Linked DNA regions of Homo sapiens: region 1 is linked to region 2. A link is an interaction called in ENCODE POLR2A ChIA-PET data of the cell type or tissue named here. Cell type or tissue: PC-3. All regions are shown on one strand.

Region 1 (2,500 bases), 680 kb after region 2:
GTTTTGAGAGAAGCAAATAGTGCCCAGAGAAATACCTAGTCTAAAAGCATTTAAATACCTTTATAACTTAGTTCAGTTATTGGCTTTAGGGTAAGCACATACAATGTTTGGCTGTAAAGTAATGGAATTAACATTCTTGTGTAGCTTTTAAAAATACATTAATAGGGCCGGGCATGGTGGCTCACCTCTGTAATTCCAGCACTTTGGGAGGCCAAGGCGGATGGATTACCTGAGTTCAGGAGTTCGAGACCAGCCTGACCAACATGGTGAAACCCTGTCTCTACTAAAAATACAAAATTAGCCAGGTGTGGTGGTGGATGCCTGTAATCCCAGCTACTTGGGAGGCTGAGGCAGGAGAATTGTTTGAACCTGGGAGGTGGAGGTTGCAGTGAGCCGAGATCGCACCATTGCACTCCAGCCTGGACAACAAGAGTGAAACTCCATCTCCAAAATACATATATATATATATATATATATATATATATATATATATATATATATATATATAAATAAAATAAGTGATGATAACAGGTACATGTTAATGTTTCTCCTTGGAACAGTTTGCTTAGGTCTAGAAGTTGCTAGGTGCTGGCAGCATTTTGACTAATACTTCATACTATATTGCATTCATGGAGAGTCATAATATACATTAACCTAATTAAATAGCCTGAGAAATCTTGTAGGTAAAAATCCCTAACTTTGTCTTAATGCAAGATTCCCAAGTTTATTACACCAAGGAACCTGATGTTCTGTCTTTGGGAAACAGTGTACTCTAGTTCCGTATATCCACAAATGGTGTACAAAATGTAAGCTTTTTAAAAAATGACTTGCTTTGGGTTTGTTTTTTGATCACGGCTTGCTGTTGCCTCAACCTCCTGGGCTCAAGTGATCTTCTTACCTCAGCCTCCTGAGTAGCTGGGACTGCAGGTGTGCACCACCATGCCCAGCTAATTTTTTTATTTTTTGTAGAGATGGGGGTCTCATTATGTTGCTCAGGCTGGTCTTGAACTCATGGGCTCAAGCAACCCTCCTGCTTTGTCCTCTCGAAGTGCTGGGATTATAGGCGTGAGCCACTGTGCCCGGCCCTACTTCTCGCTTTTTTTTTTTTTTTTTTTGAGACAGAGGTTCACTCTTGTCACACAGGCTAGAGTGCAATGGAATGCAATGGCGTGATCTTGGCTCACTGCAACCTCTACCTCCCGGGTTCCTGGGTTCAAGCGGTTCTTATGCCTCAGCCTCCCGAGTAACGGGGAATACAGGGATATGCTACCATGCCCGGCTAATTTTTTGTATTTTTGGTAGAGACAGGGTTTCACCATGTTGGCCAGGCTGGTCTCGAACTCCTGATCTCAGATGATCCACCTGCCTTGGCCTCCCAAAGTGCTAGGATTATGAGCGTGAGCCACTGGGCCTGGCCTAACTTCTCACATTTTTGAGGAGCTTGATTGGATGAAAGGGTGGCAGCATAGTATGTTGTGGTTAAAACAAATCTTATCTGAAGTCAGATTGCTTAAGTGCACACCCAGGTTCTGTGTGACCTTGGGAAAGTCAGTTAGCTTCTCTGTGCTTCAATGTCCTCATCTGTAAAATAGGGCTAATCAAAATAGCTGCTTCATGGACAATTTGGCAGATTATTCAAGGAAATAATGTAAAGCACTTAGAGTACTGCTTAGACTATAATAAGTAAGCAGTAAATATTAGCTGCTTCTGTTAAATATAGCTGGCATTACATTTGGAGCAGCAGGTTTATGAAATCCTTTTTTCAAGTGGCAACTAACTATACTTTGAAAAATATATTTAAATATATTGACATATGTGTTTACTTGTAGGAAATCACCTTATAATCTCAACAGAAACATAAGGGAAACTAAGAGAAAAATTAGAAAAATAAGCATTTCTCAGGTATATGTAGGGTTGTGGTTATTTTAAAACGTATAGCAGATAACATTGACTGAATTTGTATTCATCTTCCTGATGAGGTAAGACTTCAGATAAGAGCAGCAGCCATCTGTTTGCAAAATGCCCTTGCTTATCACATTGGTAGTGCGAATGTGGAGCTCTCAGGTGCATTTTAGACTTGTGAGTTTTAGATGCGAGATTACCAACATGAATTGTCTACTTCCTTTAGGAGTAATTTACATAAGGAATGTATTGAGGGCATTAGAGATGACTTTATGACCTGCTTATGATCTCAAGCTTTTTACTGAATAATTTATCATCACATTGTGTTAGCTATTTTGCTTCTTGATAGATCATTTTACACCACAATATTGCTGGTGCCTAAGGAAAAAAAATGTCTCTTCAGCAGATCTTAATGATTTCTAGAAAGGGTAATTTGATTCTGAAGATAGGATTTTGACTTGCCCTGGTATTAATAAGAAATTTTCTCTATGATACTGTGGTTATTTCCACCCCCCAAACAATCATAGATACTAAGTGCAAACTTGCTTTTCGCCTTTTCTGTATTTAGTAGGGTTCTTCCAGAAATTATTTCTGTAGC
Region 2 (2,500 bases):
ATTCTTGGAACCATGGGAAGCTGCTTAAGATTTATGAAAAATAATGTGATGAGGCTTGTGACTTACAAATATTTATGTGGCAGCAGTGTATACATGTAATAAAGGAAACTAGGGCAGTCCCGTTCAATCCTATTAACTTTTTTTATTAAGTAAAATGTTTACAAATCTTAATCTGGCCCAACTGAAAATCTGTACCTAGCATCAGCTTTAATGTTCTTTACCTGAACTGTGTAAAAGAACAAGTGAACACTTTATTTATGGATATTTACAGAGAAGAAAACATAGTATATTCTAGACAACAAAGTTATATACACAGTGATAGAAATGGAACTTAGTATGGAAAACAGCACAATGATTCCATATCTAACAATTAAGGAAAATATTGAAAACACAAGAGAATACAAGATCTATTCTTTTTTTTTATTAGAAAAGCAAAACCTGCAGATGATATACTTTAAAATGTACATCAAAAGAAGACTTATCTGGTGATTACTTCGGGGAATTTTTACAGTACAGTAAAAACACTACAGTTACATAATGAAATATAACTCTTTATTAAACAAACATCTATTCTGAAAACCAAGAGTAATTCAAAGACATATAAAAGTAAAACCGTCCCTTGTCTTCCAGTCATATATGCTTACCCAAATAATATAATTCTGAATACTATTACTCATTAAGACTCACTTCTGCTCTCCAATAGCATAAACCCCAAAATACTGAGATATACTCTATATGTTAAGATAGAAAGGTAAAGTAGAAATGAAAACACTCTATCATAAAATGTATTTTTAAGGTTTCAGAAACAAAAGGGTCTTAAATGAAGAGTGGAGGCATTAAGTCATGACCCTTTCATTGGTCACTGAAAACTGGAAAGCTTTTTGACAGAAATAAAACTATAATGAGGCTAAAATTTAATACTAAGGCTTCAACACATCCTAATTAATTTGACAGTGGCAATATGAATCTTAAATGTTCAAGTTTAAAAATAAGGTAATTTCACATGACTTCTATGGTTTCCACAACAATTCACAGTAAAATGCCCATTAGATACAGGGAGGAACATCCTTATTCTTCTAACAAGGCTGTTAGGCAGACCACCTGCTGGTATTTTGAAATCAACTCCAGAGCTTATGTCATGAGTCACCATATAGTGATTTTCAAACTGTGACAGAAAAATTCTTCCACCTAGATGTGGGAAGGGTGTTGGAAGAATCCTTCCAACTCTCACCAGAGGAGTGCCTTCCTTATCTGATTTATAGGTTTACTTAATTCAAGAGGCTTTGGTTTGAAAAAAAAAAAAGCGGGGGAGGGCGGGCGGGGGAATAGTTTGAGAAACCCCAAAATAGAAAAAAAAAAACTGTTGTCACCTTGCCCTCAAAAGGGTTTGGCTATTTGTTTGGATGAGTATGGTATTACCACCTCAATGGACAAAAGATCTCATGAAGTTGGCTCTAACAGGTTTTAAGGGAACTTCATTTCAAACACTGAGATAGTTCATATATATATACAAATTATCCATTGGCCCCTTACAACCAGATCAAAACTGTCCTCTATTAGCCAAGCAATTTTTTTTTTCAGTGCTAAGAACAAAAAAAATTTATTGTTTTTTTTCATGCTCCCACTAATAAACTAATGCCCAGTGTCTTCAATGATATGAAGGCTGTTTGAGTTAACTTAAAAATTCCTTTCAGTCTTAATATCTATGTCAATCATGCACATCTATTTTTGATGTAGGCTTACTTTCATGCAACTTGTTCTTATGATATCTAGCACCATGTTTATTTTTACTGATGAAGAAACCAAGACAAAAGTAGCAATAACCTACTAGAAATTATAAGGTTAGAAGGAAAATCTCTTCATTCCCAATCTTTTACTTTTTTAAGCAATAGTGCTGCTTTTAATAGCTTGCAATGCAGTCTCTCATTCTGCCTTTAAGATTGTCTTTAGGATAATCTTATAGAAATTATCTATATCCTTATAGAAATTAAAATTGTGTCAAAACAAAACTATGTTCACAACTAAGTTTTCTAAGGTATTTTACTAGACCATTCAAACACTGCATCCTCCTTTGCAAATCAAGAAAAAAAAAGTTCTACAAGGAATCTAAAAAAATAAAATCTCAATAAATCAGAACTAAAACATGTACCTTTTCACAAAATTGATGCATTCATTAATAAAAGGTATATATTTAAAAATATTTTATGCTTTTAAATTATACCATGTCAGGAAATTCCTAATGGTCCTATCTTTAAAATATATCCTTAACTTTTCAGTTTTTTCTACTTTTACTGCTCTCACCCATCAATATCTCTGGCCCAAGATTACTCCAAAGTCTTCTAAACTAACTCCTCTGCTTCACTTCTGCTCCCTTTTCCCAGTCTATTCATATCAGAGCAGCCAGAGTGCTCCTTTTAAAACATAAATCAGAGCTTCCCATTCTTTTGTTTAAAACTCTCGAGTACTGCTAAAAATAAAAAGCAAGTCCTGTCAATGGCTT

Evidence for each region. ChIA-PET counts read pairs that join two places held together with the same protein. Peaks named below come from ENCODE experiments on the same cell type or tissue, not always from the same donor. Only the 100,000 strongest peaks of a DNase experiment are listed, where the experiment ranks them.
Region 1: POLR2A ChIA-PET joins it to region 2 with 5 read pairs; 5 of 35 experiments call an interaction of 5 or more read pairs at or near these places.

Annotation. Positions count from the first base shown.
Region 1 is chr14:31,405,593-31,408,092 of GRCh38, reverse strand. All of the region lies in intron 1 of HEATR5A (HEAT repeat containing 5A), which reads left to right. Among named protein-coding and RNA genes, the nearest start is that of HEATR5A, 14 kb to the left of the region's middle. In PC-3, no CTCF peak of the experiment used is centred here; no DNase peak of the experiment used is centred here.
Region 2 is chr14:32,086,294-32,088,793 of GRCh38, reverse strand. All of the region lies in intron 1 of ARHGAP5 (Rho GTPase activating protein 5), which reads right to left. Among named protein-coding and RNA genes, the nearest start is that of ARHGAP5, 10 kb to the right of the region's middle. In PC-3, no CTCF peak of the experiment used is centred here; a DNase peak (open chromatin) is centred at 1,163.